2 separate regions of the Homo sapiens genome follow, and region 2 is linked to region 1. Evidence: read pairs that join two places in POLR2A ChIA-PET (ENCODE). Cell type or tissue: CD4-positive, alpha-beta T cell. All regions are shown on one strand. Links, peaks and the distances in the headings refer to the core of each region. The heading gives the core; the rest is flanking DNA. Region 1 overlaps LOC124900660 (a long non-coding RNA gene). Region 2 holds the start of LOC105369250 (a long non-coding RNA gene).

Region 1 (9,259 bases), core at 2,879-7,878:
CCGCCTCAGCCTCCCAAAGTGCTGGGATTACAGGCATGAGCCACCACGCCCAGCCTAATTTTTGTATTTTTAGTAGAGACAGGGTTTCACCATATTGGCCAGGCTGGTCTCGAACTCCTGACCTCAGATCCACCAGCCTCGGCCTCCCAAAGTGCTGGGATTACAGGCGTGAGCCACCGCGCCTGGCCCTGTCAAGTATTCTTTGAGGACTGGGCACCAGGTCCTTGTGCAGCAGGTAGTGTGTGTTACCTATTGGACAACTGCCCAACAACCCCACGAGACATGCTGTTGTTGTTGAAGTGCTTGATTTACAGACAGGGAAACTGAGGCCAAAGAAGGTTAACAGACCTCATGTCTAAGACTGCAGCATGGGTGAGTCAGGACTTGAACCCACACCCACGTTTTCACTTTGTCTGTGCAGGAAGGGTATCTGGGCTGTGAGGGGGAGGAGGGTGCCCTTCTCATACCAGCAAATAGCTCCAGTGGCCCTGGGTGGACCCCTTGGCCATCAGGGTCTCTGCCAGCACCTTGTACAGCTCGTCCAAAGGCTCCGTGTGGACAGCCTCGTGCTGGGGGCAGACAGAGTAAGAGCTTGTTTGCTTTCCTTCTAATCTGTAAAAATGGCCAGATGATTTTCACCAAGCTTGGAGGGGAGATTTGGGATGGAATGGTGTAATACCGGCCAGTTGGCATATAAAATATTCACTTCGTTGGGCGTGGTGGTGTGTGCTGAATAGTCCCAGCTACTCTAGAGGCTGACATGGGAGGACTGCTTGAGCCCAGGAGTTCGAGGACAGCCTGGGCAACAGAGATCTTGTCTCTAAAAAAATAATTCACTTGATAGGGAAACCTGGATGGGAGGGCCTTCAACAAGAGGTGTTGAGAGGGTAGGGTTAGGTGTAGTCTAGTGCAGGAGACAAGGATTCCGTGAGAGCTGCCACATAACCATGACAGAGAGGAGGAAAACAAAAGGTGCTTTTAAGTGAGCCCAGGCAGAACTGCGAGGGCGGCCCATGCTGCAGGCTGTGGCTGTCAGCAGGCTGCTTCTCCACAGCTGGCCCCGTCCTAAGATTCACAGGGCAGCAGCAGGGTACACTGGGTGACTGCTGCCCTCTCTTGGTGGCACAGGGCAGACCTGCTGGTGACCACAGATGCACCCTTTTGGGGAGGACTAGGGAGAAAGCAGGTATTGGAGAAGCAGGGGATTGTTTATTTGCTAAAAGTGTGGCCCTTTCACTCAGCAGGTCTGCTACTGCCTACTAAGGAATGGCCTCTCGACATCCTCACGTCAAACCCTGCATGTTCGGGCCCATCTTTAAAATCCATCCTAGGCCAGGTGCGGTGGCTCATGCCTGTAATCCCAGCACTTTGGGAGGCCGAGGCAGGCGGATCACCTGAGGTCAGGAGTTCGAGACCAGCCTGGCCAACATGGTGAAACTCTGTCTCTACTAAAAATACAAAAACTAGCCAGGCATGGTGGCGTTTGCCTGTAGTTTCAGCTTCTTAGGAGGCTAGGCACGAGAATCGCTTGAACCAAGGAGGCAGAGGTTTCAGTGAGCCGAGATTGTGCCACGATAATCCAGCCTGGGCAACACAGTGAGACTGTGTCTCAAAAAAATAAATAAATAAGTAAAAAATAAAATCCATCCTATATCAGTCAGGAAAGAGCTCATTCCAGCAGGATCAATGCGGAGAATTCACCAGAGGAACTAGTTCCAAAGGTATGGCAAGAGGAAAAACTTCCAACAGGGGCCCGTGGGGCAACCGAGAGACGGAAAAGAGCAGGAAACTCCAAACCCTTTGGCGGGCAGGACAGAGGGTGTGGGTGAGGGTTCCAGTGCTGTGGGCTGGGCCAGCCTGGTAGGAATGAGAATCCATATGCTAGAAACTGGGGCCCCAGAGAAGCAGCTGCTGCGGAAACCCCAGGAGGCAGAGTGAGGGAGAGACGCTGGCCTCCCCTTCTTCCCGCCCTGCACTGTTTCCCATGGGTCACACACAGCTGCAGCCAGTTGCCTGGGGAGGCCCCTGCCATGCTGGGGTTTGCAAAGCAGGCCCAGGGCCTGGGAAGGACAGGGTGTGCAGCATGCAGGTGGCTATGCTGTCCGGCTACTGGGTGGACACTGCCCATAACTGACCTTTTTGATGAGTTCTGAGAGAAAGCACCAGGCATACTTGACTGACGGCGGGTGCTTCACACACACAGGATACTTCACAGTCTACAGCAAAGGACAGAACGTTGGTTGCTCGAGAGCCCATCTTAAGTCTCCTATGAGCTTCAAGCCAACACAGCAGAGGGCAAACTCCAGGCTACCCAATCCCTCAGCAAAGATGAAGATGGACACAGCGTTCTGGCCCCACGCATCTGCAGTTTGTCTTAAGATATAAGCCGTTTCCTAAAAATGCTTCCACTGCAGTGGCACAGGCTATGGCAGCATTTCTAATGCCCATTCTGAGCAGGAACACAGGGCATGTGGGCCCAAACCACCTCCCTCCCAGGGGAGCCAGTGTGAACCAGGGTTTGCAGTAAGGACAGTCGCCAACTGTCTGGCTCTATGGAAGAGGCAGGAAGGCCCACTCGGCAACTGCTCTCTTGGAGCATGTGTCCCTGGGGACAGGATGGAGGGGAGGTGACACTCCAACTAAAGCCAAGAGAAGCCAAGTGCAGGACGAGCAAGTTCCAGGCAGTGGGAACAGCCGGTGCAAGCTCTGAGGTGGCCACAGCCTGGCACTTGGAAATGAGGGCAGAGGGAATTGTGCAGCAGGAGGGGGGACGGTGGGAAAACAAGAGCCTGGAGGGAGAGGGAGGAGACGGTCCGCAGTGCCTGCTGGCTGGGAGGGATGCAGATTCTGCCCAAGGGCAGCAAAGTACCCCACGCAATATACAGGCTCTTCAGGCTGGTGCTGGTTTTTCATTTATTCTGACACAGAGTCTCGCTCTGTTGCCCAGGCTGGAGTGCAGTGGCCCGATCTTGGCTCACTGCAGCCTCCACCTCCCAGGTTCAAGCAATTCTCCTGCCTCAGCCTCCCGAGTAACTGGGACTATAGGCGTGCACCACCACGCCCAGCTATTTTTTGTATTTTTAGTAGAGATGGGTTTTTGCTATGTTGGCTAGGCCGGTCTTGAACTCCTGACCTTAGGTGTTCCGTCCACCTCAGCTTCCCAAAGTCCTGAGATTACAGGTGTGAGCCAGTGCATCCAGCCTTTTGCTGGATTTTAAAGCAGCTCTCCCTACATTTCATGCTTCACCACCTACGAGAGTGAGGCTCAGGGTGAAACTCAGAGTAGGGTGCAAGATAACTTCAGGTATCTCCCTGCTTGAAGCCCTGTCCTACTGTATTGCCCTGAAAGTCTTCCCTGCTGTGGCTGCATCTTTTCCACGTGGATAATCTTGGTTCACCTCTAGCACAGGAATTCTTCACTGGGGCTCCTAGGATGGGCTGGGTGGGTGGGGGTGGAGGATGTCTGCCTCCCCTGAGTTTGTATGGAAAACGTATTCTTCTGGTGCACTTCTTTCTGGGAGGGAGTCTGTTGCTTTGTCTTTTCTGAAGGGCTCATGGCCCTTTGAAGGTGAAGACCCAGGATGCAGGGTGATCTGCACTTGGCCCTCAAGGCCAAGGTCAGGCTGTGGCTGGGCCGGGTGGTGATCCTGCCTCTCACCTTCATGCAGATGCACTTGAGTGCAAACCCCACCCTGGGCAAAGCAAGGGCCCATTTAGGTCTAGAATAGACAGGAGTGGACAGGACAGGCCTCATAAATGAAAAAAGAAACTCTCTGAGCATCTACCAAATGCTAGAAGCTGTTTTGCACCTGTCATCTCTGTTTCTGCTGTGGATGGTTTAAAAAACATTCCCTAGATTCCCCCCTCTTATGCAGATTTTTGTATATACTGATGTCTTTGTCTAAGTCTTAGATAGAAAACAAAAGTGCTGGAGCTATCGGAGGTGCTGACACCCACCTGCAGTGCTGACTCAATGTTTTTGTTCTTTGAACAGGGGTGTTTTTAAAGGGTACAAGCACATCTGTGGTTCTTCTCTCAGGTCTTCCGGAGAGATTCAGGAGGCAGGGTCATGAGTCCCAGGGACTCTGGGACTCTTACCTTCTGCAAAATATCCCACAGAAGCTCAGAATCTGATGAGTCTCTTAACTTTGCTTCTAAGCTCTATGTGGAGGGAAGAGAGAGAAATCTCAAGGGTGCATTCACAGGAACATTAAACGTGCAATAGAATGTGTTGGCAAAGCGCTATGTGATCTCTCCTTGGGGACGTGGAGCCAGTTGGAAGTGGAAGCCACAGCAGCTGAAAGCCTGACCTTCAAATGTTGCAGGTGCACCTGGATGAGTCACAGGAAGAAGGCTAGAAGACTGACTCTTGGCCACATTAGTCTTGGCTACTTAGCTGCCACCCAGGTCATGGGCCAGCTCCCTGGTTGCACTGGTCAGCCAGGAATTACCAGGGCAGCCATGGCACCAAGGTTTGATGGGCTTGCCATCTGAGTTTAAGTGGAAATGCAGAATGTGCCCATACCAGCCTGGGTTACATTGTCCTCTTACAGGGGCCTCAAGCCCAGCAGCGAGCTTTGGCTCCCGAGTTAGGCAGACTGTCTCGGCTGGTATGTGACACGGGGCAAGGCACTTCATTGCTTCAGAGCTCCTTCCATGCCGTAAAAGGCCCTACAAGACCTGGTCCTAATCCCTCTCTCTGGCCTGTTCTCCCTCACCTCTTGCCCACCCTGCTCACTCCACTCCAGCCACACTGGCTGCCTTGCTGTTGTTCCTCAACCACAGCTGGCTTGTTTCCACCACAGGGACTTTGCATATCCTGTTCCCCAAGCCCTTCCCATGGCTAGCTGCTTCACCACTCAGGCCCCAGTTCAAATGCCACCTCTTTGGGGAAGGCTTCCCTGATTCCCCGACTTTGGTGACTCTTCTCCCCAGTTACTCCATTCACCATTTCCCTGTTTTATTGGCTTTAAAGCTACTCTCATCTGGTCTTTTCTTGTTTATTCATTTATTTGTTTGTTCTCTGGCTCTCCCATGCAAGCAGAGCCTCATCTGTCATGGGTACTGCTGATCCATGGTGCCGGGCTCACGAAAGGCATTTATTAAACATTTTCAGACCGAATAAAAACAGTAGCTAACACCGACATGCATTTACCATGAGCCAGGCACTGATCCACAGGCTTTTGTACTCAACTCTGACAACAACCCTAAGAGGTAGCTATCATTATATCCCCCATTTTATTAAGAAGAAAACAATAGCACAGAGAAGGGCTCAGGAGGCGGGGCCGGGGCGGGGCGTTGACTATGTCGTAGCACATGACCAGGCGGTGCTCGGACTCTGGGAGGCAGAGCTTAGGGAGGGCCGACGTGGGGAGGGGCCCAGGGTCCGGGAGGCGGGTCCGAGTCTGGGCTGCGGGCTACGCTCAGGAGGCGGGCCATGGGGGTATGGCCAGGCGCTGCTCGGGCCCTGGGAGGCGGAGCTTAGGGAGGCGCCGGTGTCGGGAGGAACCCAGGGACTGGGAGGTGGGTCGGGGCTGGGCTCAGGGGCCGAGACGGAGCTGGGCTTGGGGCGGGGCCGAGACGGAGCGAGGGGTCCAGGGTGTGGGAAACGGGGAGGGGTTTGAGGAGGGAATCGGAGTGTGGCTCACGTTCGGGAGGCGTTACCTGCGGAGGGTTTGAGGCAGGCCCAGGAGCAAGGCCATGGTCGGCCGAGGCGGGGCCAGGGGCGGGCCCTAGGAGCCGGAGCTTTGGGCGGGGCCGAGTACGGGTTTGGGGCCCGGGAGGCGGGGCCGGTTAGGGCAAGGGTCCCTGGGATCGTCGAGTCAGGCCTTGGGCCAAAGTAGACACTCTCGCAGTTCCTCCGCCTTCAGGAAGGTCTTTTTGGCAGGGGCCTTATGGGTGCGCGCTTCGGTCCTGGAGGCCTTATCCCAGCCGCCTCTCCATCAGCGCCACCCGTCTGGGGCCCGACAGGAGGGAGCTTTCCCTCTGTCCTCCAGCCTTTGGACTGTCACCAAACAAGCCATTCGTTCACCAAATACTTACTAAGCGCCTACCATGCGCCTGGCAAGGCAGATGTAACAGTGAGAAAAACTAGGTGTGGTCCAGACCCTCCAGGGTCTCAGGGGCTCGTGGAAGAAGTGGACATTGAAGTACTTATGATACAAATGAATATAAAAGTACAATAGCGATATCTGCCATGAAGGTGAGCAGACAGAGCTAGCGGGGCTTCCAGGAGGAGTTTTGATCTTGCAGGGACAGGAAGGAGGAGTTAGCTCCTGCGGGGTGGGATTAGCGGTGGTGGTGATATAGACTTGGGGACAGAGTGGAAAACAACAAAAATATAATTATTTTAGTTCAAAGTTATTGTGTCTTGAGTTGAAAGGCAGGGCAGTTAGCAACACAGTTCATATTTCAGTACTGCCCCTGAAATCTGAACTGTGTTCAAAGTCTAAAACGTTTACCTTAGCAAATGCCTCATAAAACTCCATTTGGAAGAGTCCAGAGAGCTAATTTGTTGAGTATACTTGCAGAAGGTAGATGAGGAGACAGATTAAATCTTATTACCTCTTTCAGATGAGAGGCACTTGAGCCCTGCTCAGCTATGAGAATAAGAGAGGGGAATTAATTCTAATTGAATACACTTGTTCTCTCATAGCTGTTGTTCCCCACCAGAACCAAATGAGCGCAAGATCTGACAAAGAAAAAAAAGGTTCATCTTTTATTCTCCCAAACACTTTCATTTAAATCAAGAGGGTGGGATGTGGTTATTGCTGTGCTTTTAGACAGAATCAACGGTTTCTGGGTCTGAGATATTGCATATACCCTCTCAGTCCCTGTATCCTGAGATGGAGTCACCTGAGAATCCACAGCAAGTCCTAACCAGGGATGGGTCTGCGTGGTTAAGGAAGGTTGGCTTCAGAACTGGGCCAGGGGCACTGCTTTGCTTTTGCTGTTTTGATCAGCTCTCTGCCTGTAGGAGACAAGGAAAACCAATGGGAACAGGTTAGTTACACTCATAAATCCTGGGCTTATTTTACTAACTCACATAATAGCTATTAATTGCCTTTCTTCCAAGGAGCAAAAGGGTATATACGGTCAATGCCATAGTAAGTAACACTGTATTATGTTATACTAAAATATTAATAAATCTAGGTTGGTTCAGTCTTTCCTGATTCCATAGATTGGAAGCGGATTGAGGAAGGACGCTAGCGGACCACAGAGCTGAGCCATGCACACAGAAGAAACCTTTTTTTTTTTTTTTTTTGTGAGACGGAGTTTCGCTCTCTTGTTGCCCAGGCTGGAGTGCAATGGCACGATCTCGGCTCACTGCAACCTCCACCTCCTGGGTTCAAGTGATTCTCCTGCCTCAGCCTCCCGAGTAGCTGGGATTACAGGCGTGAGCCACCATGCCGGGCCATTTTTGTATTTTTAGTAGAGACAGTGTTTTAACATGTTGGCCAGGCTGGTCTCAAATTCCTGACTTCAGGTGATCTGCCCGCCTCTGCCTCCCAAAGTGCTGGGATTACAGACGTGAGCCACCGCGCCCGGCCAGAAGAAATCTTTATCTTGGTGTGCGGGCTCTGATGAGGGACAAATGTCATCTATCTTGGACCTGAATCTGGAAGGATCAAGGCACTGAAGGGATTTTTTTGTTTCAGACAGTCTCCCTCTGTTGCCAGGCTGGAGTGCAGCGGCACGATCTCAGCTCACGGCAACCTCTGCCTCCCGGGCTCCAGCGATTCTCTTGCCTCAGCCTCCTGAGTAGCTGGAACTACAGGCACGCGTCACCACGCCCAGTTAATTTTTGTATTTTTAGTAGAGACAGGTTTTCACCATGTTGGCCAGGATTGTCTCAATTTCTTGACCTCATGATCCATCTGCCTTGGCCTCCCAAAGGGCTGGGATTACAGGCGTTAGCCACCATGCCCGGCCTCACTGAAAGGATTTTTTTAATGTCACGTGGCTCTCACAGGTGCGGTGTGTTCGGGTGCAAGTGAAGATTATGACTGATGCTTAAAACCAAACGTAAAATTCCAGGTGGTGTTGCTATGGGAAGAAGCATTAGAACAATCTGAGTGGTTTCAGTTGCAAGTGTGTGTCTATGTGCAAGAACTACAATCAAGATTCAACTTCTGGCTTTGAGGGTCTCTTTAATAACAGTAATAGCAACCTAAGGCAGTTTAACAGTATGGAATGATTGCCTTTTAGAAATTAAGCTATGGGCATGGAAGTTCAATCAGTACACTGAAGTTTTTCCTTTATCTCTCCTATGGTTAATTGTTTCTGCAGAAAAGGACCAACTGATTTCTTTCTAAAACGTTGCTTCAGGGTGTAGAGACCTTTATAGGTCCTGTTTCAACTTACAGAAAATTTTTATAGTTCAAATATAAATTATGTTCAATGTGGACTTTGTAATAGGATTTAAGGTTAAGTAAAGTTTCCACTTTCCTTAGGCTGTTTGCAGTGCCCAGCAGGCCCCATGATATCGAGATGGAAGTTATGTTAAAGGAGGAGATTGGTCAGGGATGGGCAGAATAAGGAATATGGGCAGCTCAGGCTAATGATACAATGATTGAGGTGTAGAAAGAGGGTCAGGCATGGGATAACGCCTGTAATCCCAGTGCTTTTGGAGGCCAAGGCAAGAGGATCGCTTGAGGTCAGGAGACCAGCCTGGTCAACAGAGTGAGACCTAATCTGTACCAAAAAAAAAAAAAAAAAATTAGTTGGGCATGGTGGTGTGCACCTGTAGTCTCAGCCACTTGGAAGGCTGAGGTCAGGGGATCCCTTGAGCCTAGGAGTTTGAGGCTGCAGTGAACTATAATCACATAACTGTACTCCAGCCTGGGTGATAGGGTGAGGCCCTGACTAAAAAAAATTGAGTCAGGGAAAAAATTGGAAATCTCAATCCTCGGTACCCAGGAATGTGACCTTATTTGGAAATAGGGTACTTGTAGATGTAATCAAGTAACGATGAGTCATACTGGATTGGGGGCTGCTGTTGGGGGGACAGATGCAATCACTGGTGTCCTTATAAAAGAAGAGAATGAGTGCCGGGCATGGTGGCTCATGCCTGTAATCTCAGCACACTTTGGGAGGGTGAGGTGGGTGGATCACTTGAGGTCAGGAGTTCGAGACCAGCCTGGCCAACATGGTGAAACTCCATCTCTACTAAAAATACAAAATTAGCACTGCGTGGTGGCGGGCACCTGTAATCCCAGCTACCCAGGAGGCTGAGGTGGGAGAATCACTTGAACCTAGG
Region 2 (8,473 bases), core at 1-5,000, 540 kb after region 1:
GGTATGTGACACACGGCAAGGCACTTCATTGCTTCAGAGCTCCTTCCATGCCATAAAAGGCCCTACAAGACCTGCTGCTAATCCCCCTCTCTGGCCTGTTCTCCCTCACCCCTGGCCCACCCTGCTCACTCCACTCCAGCCACACTGGCTGCCTTGCTGTTGTTCCTCAACCACAGCTGGCTTATTTCCACCACAGGGCCTTTGCATATCCTGTTCCCCAAACCCTTCCCATGGCTGGCTGCTTCACCACTCAGGCCTCAGTTCAAATGCCACCCCTTTGGGGAAGGCTTCCCTGATTCCCTGACTTTGTTGACACTTTTTCCCAGTTGCTCCATTCACTATTTCCCTGTTTTATTGGTTTTAAAGCCACTCTAATCTGGTATTTTCTTGTTTATTCATTTATTTGTTTATTCTCTGGCTCTCCCATGCAAGCAGAGCCTCATCTATCATGGGTACAGCTGATCCATGGTGCCTGGCTCACGGAAGGCATTTTGAGACTGAATAAAACACTAGCTAACACCGACATGCATTTACCATGAGCCAGGCACTGATCCGCAGGCTTTTGTATTCAACGCTGACAACAACCCTAAGAGGTAGGTATCATTATATCCCCCATTTTGTTAATAAGAAAACAATAACACAGAGAGATGCAGTCACTTGCCCAAGGTCACACAGGGCCAGGGGTTGGGCCAGGATTCGAAGCAGGCAGGCTGTCTCCTGGGTCTGAACTCTCAACTACTTCACCCTAATCAAACAATCCCTCTGGTCAAATGTGAGTGATAATAATAGTACCCACCTCGTGGGTGTTGAGGGTGAGCCCAAGTTAGCATTCAGTGTGGGCATGTGAACAATTATAGTCAATATTGAATGGAGACCTATGATGCTTTTATGAAGGTTTCTATTTTGGGTTAAAAATGCACAAATTTCTCCTGACCAGAAATGATCCCTGAGTGCTAAATATTTTATGTCAATGCAATAACGCAAATGATTAAGCAACACCCCATAAAATGGGGCAGACACAGGGAGGAATATATATCCAAACTGACTCATCCCAGTGAGCTCACTGCACATGAATTACAAATGGAGCGGGGTGCATTAAGCCCCTCTGCTGGCAGAAGGGAGGCTGCTGCCTGCCATATGCCTATGCTGAGAATGGCAGGTCCCCAGGGAGAGGAGAGGCCACCCCCTTCTCTGTCTCTTCCATCACAGGCGTGAAAGCCTCAGCGCATGAGCCGATTCTGTGCAGTGCTCGACATACAGATGAGAACACTGAGGCATGAGAGACAGCCTGTGACCTGGTCACCGCGCTCAGGAGGCGGTGGTTACCCGCGGGCCTGAGGGCGCTGACTTTTTAGAATGGGCGAGCGCAGCTGTGTCCCAGTGACCAGAACGATTACTGCCTTTAAAAAGTCGTGAAAATGATCGTGAACTGTGCCCCACACCGAACGCGCGTCTGCCCCCCAGGGCGGTGGAGACGCCCCCAGCTTCCGCCGCCAGCTCGCGGGGCAGAAGGGGTGCGAGCGACTCTGGCCAGGCCCCAGGGACGGGGACCGGGTCTCGCGGCCCTGACCGGGGAGAGCCCAGGAACGCACGTGGCCGGAGCGCCAGGGGTTTCAGCACCGAGACCCATCCCGTCTGCCCCTGGACTCCCGCGACCCCCGCGGGCCTCTCCGCTCGCCCCGCCGGCCACCTGCCAGGGGAAGGAGCGCAGTGAGCGCGCCGCCAGGAAGCGGCGCTCGAAACCCTGCAGCCAGAGTTCTGTCCCCGCGTTCTCCTCGGGCGCCATGACGTGGGCGGAGCCGCAGCGTTGCCTGGAGACCTGGAGGAAGCCGGGCCTGGACTGAAGAGGGGGCGGGCCGAGGGCAGTGCGCGGGGGCAGAGAGGGGGCGGGGCCTGGGGATACGGTCAGGAGGTGCGTCCTGGGGGCGGACTCTAGGGCGGGGCCAAGATGAGCGTTAGGAGGGCGGGGCCTGGGGTGTGGCCAGGATGAACGTCATGAGGGCGAAGCCTGGGGTAGGGCCAGGATAAGCGACGTTGGGGCAGGTCCTGGGGAGAGTCCAGGTTGGCGGTTCCTGGGGCGGGGCCAGGATAGGGCGATCCTGGAAGCTGGGCTTCGGAAGCGTGCAGGTTGGTGGCGTCCTGGAGGCAGTGCCTTGCGTGGGGGCAGGATAAGAGTCCTGGAGGCGGGCATTAGGGCGGGGATAAACGCCATTGGGTTCAGGAGGCGGGACTCAGAGCCGAGCCCAGGAGAGAGGTCTTAGGGCGGGGCTAAAGCCAGACCCAGGGAAGGGCTCAGGAGGCGGGGCAGGGGCGGGGCGTTGACTATGTCGTAGCACACGGCCAGGCGGTGCGCGGACTCTGGGAGGCGAAGCTTAGGACGGGCCCACGTGGGGAGGGGCCCAGGGTCCGGGAGGCGGGGCCGAGTCCGGGCTGGGCTGCGCTCAGGAGGTGGGCCCTGGGAGGCGGAGCTTAGGGAGGGGCCGGTGTCGGGAGGGACCCAGGGACTGGGAGGCCGGTCGGGGCTGGGCTCGGGGGCCGAGACCTAGCTGGGCTTGGGGCGGGGCCGAGACGGAGCGAGGGGTCCAGGGTGTGGGAAACGGGGAGGGATTTGAGGAGGGGATCGGAATGTGGCTCCAGTTCGGGAGGCGTTACCTGCGGAGGGTTTGAGGAAGGCCCAGGAGCGAGCCCATGGTCTTCCGACGCGGGGCCAGGGGCGGGCCCCAGGATCCGGAGCTTCGGGGGGGCCGAGTCCGGGTTTGGGGCCCGGGAGGCGGGGCCAGTTAGGTCGAGGGTCCCTGGGATCGTCGGGTCAGGCCTTGGGCTAACGTAGGCACTCTCGCAGTTCCTCCGCCTTCAGGAAGGTCTTTTTAGCAGGGGCCTTACGGGTGCATGCTTCGGTCCTGGAGGACTTAGGCTAGCCTCCTCTCCATCAGCGCCACCCGTCTGGGGCCCGAAAGGAGGGAGCTTTCCCTCTGTCCCCCAGCCTTTGGACTGTCACCAAACAAGCCATTCGTTCACCAAATACTTTTTAAGCGCCTACCATGTGCCTGACAAGGGATATGTAACGGTGAGAAAAACTAGGTGTGGTCCAGGCCCTTCAGGGACTCAGGGGCTCGTGGAAGAAGTGGATATTGAAGTACTTATCACACAAAGGAGGATAAAAGTACGATAGCGATATCTACCACGAAGGTGAGCAGACAGAGCTAGCGGGGCTTGCAGGAGGAGTTTTGATCTTGCAGGGACAGGAAGGAGGAGTTAGCTCCTGCGGGGTGGGATTGGGGGTGGTAGTGATATAGACGTGGGGACAGAGTGGAAAACAACAAAAATATAATTATTTTAGTTCAAAGTTATTGTGTCTTGAGTTGAAAGGCAGGGCAGTTAGCAACACAGTTTAGATTTCAGTACTGCCCCTGAAATCTGAACTGTGTTCAAAGTCTAAAACGTTTACCTTAGCAAATTCCTCATAAAACTCCATTTGGAAGAGTCCCGAGAGCGAATTTGTTAAGTATACTTGCAAAAGGTAGATGAGGAGACAGATAAAATCTTATTACCTCTTTCAGATGAGAGGCACTTAAGCCCTGCTCAGCTATGAGAATAAGAGAGGGGAATTAATTCTAATTGAATACACTTGTTCTCTTATAGCTGTTGTTCCACACCAGAACCAAATGAGCGCAAGATCTGACAAAAAAAAAAGGTTCATCTTTTATTCTTCCAAACACTTTCATTTAAATCAAGAGGATGGGATGTGGTTATTACTGTGTTTTTAGACAAAATCAATGGTTTCTGGCTCTGAGATGTTGCATACACCCTCTCAGTCCCTGTATCCTGAGATGGAGTCACCTGAGAATCCACAGCAAGTCCTAACCAGGGATGGGTCTGGGTGATTAAGGAAGATTGGCTTCAGAACTGGGCCAGGGGCACTGCTTTGCTTTTGCTGTTTTGATCAGCTCTCTGCCTGCAGGAGACGAGGAAAACCAATGGGAACAGGTTAGTTATACTCATAAATCCTGGGCTTATTTTATTAACTCACATAATAGCTATTAATTGTCTTTCCTCCAAGGAGCAAAAGGGCATATACGGTCAATGTCATAGTAAGTAACACTGTATTATGTTACACTAAAATATTAATCTAGGTTGGTTCAGTCTTTCTTGAGTCCACAGATTGGAAGCAGATTGAGGAAGGACGCTAGCAGACCATAGAGCTGAGCCATGCACACAGAAGAAATCTTTTTTTCTTTTTTTCTGGAGACGGAGTTTTGCTCTCTAGTTGCCCAGGCTGGAGTGCAATGGTGCGATCTCGGCTCACTGCAACCTCCACCTCCCAGGTTCAAGCGATTCTCCTGCCTCAGCCTCCCGAGTAGCTGGGATTACAGGCGTGAGCCACCCTGCCGGGCCACTTTTGTATTTTTGGTAGAGACAGGGTTTGAACACCTTGGCCAGGCTGGTCTCAAATTCCTGACTTCAGGTTATCCACCCGCCTCTGCCTCCCAAAGTGCTGGGATTACAGGCATGACCCACCGCGCCTGGCCAGAAGAAATCTTTATCTTGGTGCGCAGTGTCTGGTGATGGACAAATGTCATCTCTCTTGGATCTGAATCTGGAAGGATCAAGGCACTGAAGGGATTTTTTTTGTTTCAGAGAGTCTCCCTCTGTTGCCAGGCTGGAGTGCAGCGGCACGACCTCGGCTCACGGCAACCTCTGCCTCCCGGGCTCCAGCGATTCTCCTGCCTCAGCATCTCGAGTAGCTGGGACTACAGGCACACATCACCACGCCCAGCTAATTTTTGTATTTTTAGTAGAGACAGGGTGTTACCATGTTGGCCAGGATGGTCTCAATCTCTTGACATCATGATCCACCTACCTTGGCCTCCCAAAGCGCTAGGATTACAGGCGTGAGCCACCACGCCCAGCCTCACTAAAGGGATTTTTTTAATATCACGTGGCTCTCACAGGTGCGGTGTGTTCGGGTGCAAGTGAAGATTATGACTGATGCTTAAAACCAAACGTAAAATTCCAGGTGGTGTTGCTATGGGGAGCAGCATTAGGACAATCTGAGTGGCTTCAGTTGCAAGAGTGTGCGTGTACGTGCAAGAACTACAGTCAAGATTCAACTTCTGGTTTGAAGATCTCTTTCATAACAGTAATAACAACCTAAGGCAGTTTAACAATATGGAATGGTTGCCTTTTAGAAGTTAACTTATGGGCATGGAAGTTCAATCAGTACATTGAAGTTTTTCCTTTATCTCTCCTATGGTTAATGGTTTCTGCAGAAAAGGACCAATTGATTTCTTTCTAAAACGTTGCTTCAGGGTGTAGAGACCTTTATAGGTCATGTTTTAATTTACAGAAAATTTTTATAGTTTAAATATAAATTACGTTCAATGTGGGCTTTGTAATACAATTTAAGGTTAAGTAAAGTTTCCACTTTCCTTAGGCTGTTTGCAGTGCCCAGCAGGCCCCATGATATCGAGATGGAAGTTATGTTAAAGGAGGAGGTTGGTCAGGGATGGGCAGAATAAGGAATATGCGCAGCTCAGGCTAATGATGCAATGATTGAGGTGTAGAAAGAGGGCCAAGCATGGGATAACGCCTGTAATCCCAGTGCCTTGGGAGGCCAAGGCAAGAGAATCTCTTGAGGTCAGACCAGCCTGGTCAACAGAGTGAGACCTAACCTGTACAAAAAAAAAACACACAAAAAAACAAAAAAAATTAGTTGGGCATGATGGTGTGCACCTGTAGTCTCAGCCACTTGGAAGGCTGAGGTCAGGGGATCCCTTGAGCCCAGGAGTTTGAGGCTGCAGTGAGCTATAATCACATAACTGTACTCCAGCCTGGATGACAGGGTGAGGCGCTGACTCAAAAAAAAAAAAAAAAAAATGAGTCAGGGAAAAAATTGGAAATCTTAATCCTCGGTACCCAGGAATGTGACCTTATTTGGAAATAGGGTCTTTCTAGATGTAATCAAGTAACGATGAGTCATCCTGGATTGGGGGCTGCTGGTGAGGGGGCAGATGCAATGACTGGTGTCCTTATAAAAGAAGAGAATGAAGGCCGTGCATGGTGGCTCATGCCTGGAGTCTCAGCACACTTTGGGAGGGTGAGGTGGGGGGAATCACTTGAAGTCAGGAGTTCGAGACCAGCCTGGCCAATAATAACAATAAAAAAGCCATTTTAGATTCCAATCCACTGAAAGAAAACTGTCCCTTAGTTAATGTCGTGCTTATTGGATCCATGAAGTCTTTGAAAATTTAAACTACAAGGACACTGCCCTCTGTGGTGGTGGAGAGAATACCAAGGACTTAAAGGTCTTTAAGAAAGAGAATGTAGAAAATGTACCCATTGGAAACAGCAAAATGATGATAATCGTACTGACAGTAATAATAAGCTCAAATATATAGAGCTTACTGTGTATCATGAATTGTTCTGAATGCTTTATAAATATATGTTACCCCCTTTACCCTCATGGCAGCCCAGTAAAGGCGCCATTCCCCATTTTACAGCTGGGGAAACTGAGTTACAGAGCTTTTCTGCACTGAGTCATCAGGAGCAAATGCTAGATCAGGTAATTGAACCCAAGCAATCTGGTTCCAGAGCCAAATAGATGTATGTTTTATGGTATACAAACATATACATACATTTTTAGGGGAAGGGTGGGGGTAGGATGGGATGAGGATTATGAGTAATTGCTTGGTAAATGCCAAATACCTTTCTTGTCTGTCCCTCTTTTCAAATGATAAAGTAATGTCAATTGCACACTTTTTTTTTTTTTTTTTTGAGACAAGGTCTAGCTGGAGTACAGTGATGCAGTCATAGCCCACTGCAGCCTCAGATTCCTGGGCTCAAGCAATCCACCCACATCAGTTTCCCAAGTAGTTGGGACTACAGGCCCACACTACTATGCCCAGCTAATTATTTTAATTTTTGTAGAGATGGCAGGTGGCGGTGGGGGGGGGGGGTTGTCTCGCTATGTTGCCCAGGGTGGTCTCGAACACTTGACCTCAAGTGAACCTCCTGCCTCAGCCCCACAAATCTCTGCAATTATAGGTGTGAGCCACTGTGGCTGGCTACAATACTATTTATTTATATTTTAGACCAACAGATATTCTAGTATATAAGAAATGTGATGCTCTCTGTACATTGAAGAGTTGGGCTAATATTTGTCCTGGTGGATACAGAAATTGCCTGTCTGCTCCGCTCTGGTTGAAGAAACCAGTCCGACTGTCTCTGAGGCTATGGAGCAGTCCATGAAGAATGAAAGCCCTCTGCCAGGCATGTTGGCTCACACCTGTAATACCAGCACTTTGGGAGGCCGAGGCAGGTGGATCACTTGAAGTCAGGAGTTCGACACCAGCATGGTCAACATGGTGAAACCCTGTCTCTACAAAAAATAGAAAAATTAGCTGGGCCTGGTGATGCGTGCCTGTAATCCCAGCTACTCAGGAGGCTGAGGCAAGAGAGTCACTTGAACTTGGGAAGCAGAGGTTACAGTGGGGAGCTGAGATCACACCACTGCATTCCAGCCTGAGCGACAGAGCGAGACTCTCTCCAAAAAAAAAAAAAAAAAAAAAAAGAAAGAATGAATGTCCTCATGATGGCCTCAAGCACATTGGTCCCTGAAGAGGGTCAAAGAAGGCCCACTTTACTCTGCACTGCAAAGCAGGCAGGTGGACAGGATGAGAAGTGGATTCAGTGAGAGGCATTGACCCAGAGGATTTTCTGCCTAATGGTTCAGCAGAAGATTAAACTGAGCACAGCATCCTGTTCCCTGAAACCATCTGGTTGGTCAGTGGGGAATGTTCTTGTCTCGTTAAATGTTCTCATGCTACTGTCAAGATATTCTGTTACAAAACGTCATAAACCACGTTTACAAATAGGCCAGGTGACTGTGGAATATCTCCTTGGCAAGGCCTTAGCTATGGGCGTGCGATTGGTGTATAGCAATCAGTGTTCCGGGCCACTTCAGGGATAAAATATAACTTAGGTGATAAACTGTTGTATTTTAATGTGAATATTTCCGCCAGCATTAAACAGTAACCCCATGAGTTTTCTCATACCTATTACACTCCGGAGTTGCAACAAGCTAACATGAAGGAAGTTGCAAACAGAATTATCGCATTTGGCTCCTATTCACAGCAAGGGTTCTTCAAGCTGTACCTGGGGCAGTCTTCCCTCACATGAGGTTTATAGCATCATTTATTTAATTATTTATTTATTTTTTGAGACGGAGTTTTGCTCTGTCGCCCAGGCTGGAGTGCAATGGTGCGATCTTGGCTCACTGCAACCTCTGCCCCCGGGGTTCAAGCGATTCTCCTGTCTCAGCCTCCCGAGTAGCTGGGATTATAGGCACCCGCCACCACTCCCGGCTAATTTTTGTATTTTTATTAGAGACGGGGTTTCACCATGTTGACCGGGCTGGTCTCAAACTCCTGACTTCAGGTGATCCACCCGCCTCAGCCTCCCAAAGTGTTGGGAT

Evidence for each region. ChIA-PET counts read pairs that join two places held together with the same protein. Peaks named below come from ENCODE experiments on the same cell type or tissue, not always from the same donor. Only the 100,000 strongest peaks of a DNase experiment are listed, where the experiment ranks them.
Region 2: POLR2A ChIA-PET joins it to region 1 with 6 read pairs; 1 of 35 experiments calls an interaction of 5 or more read pairs at or near these places.

The regions. Positions count from the first base shown.
Region 1 is chr4:9,688,001-9,697,259 of GRCh38, reverse strand. LOC124900660 (a long non-coding RNA gene) reads right to left here. Exons shown (of 5, transcript XR_007058019.1): 5 at 6,706-6,970. It also overlaps the pseudogene FAM86MP. Among named protein-coding and RNA genes, the nearest start is that of DRD5, 89 kb to the left of the region's middle. RefSeq lists enhancers at 4,042-4,551, 4,552-5,062 and silencers at 5,370-5,519, 5,530-5,579, 5,640-5,719. In CD4-positive, alpha-beta T cell, for the core only: no CTCF peak of the experiment used is centred there; a DNase peak (open chromatin) is centred at 5,409; H3K4me3 peaks cover 1,255 bases; H3K27ac peaks cover 2,178 bases.
Region 2 is chr4:9,146,609-9,155,081 of GRCh38, reverse strand. LOC105369250 (a long non-coding RNA gene) reads left to right here and starts at 2,588. Exons shown (of 4, transcript XR_001741579.3): 1 at 2,588-3,189; 2 at 3,643-3,987. It also overlaps the pseudogene FAM86KP. RefSeq lists silencers at 1,648-1,777, 2,401-2,510. In CD4-positive, alpha-beta T cell, for the core only: no CTCF peak of the experiment used is centred there; DNase peaks (open chromatin) are centred at 1,911 and 2,311; H3K4me3 peaks cover 2,267 bases; H3K27ac peaks cover 1,299 bases.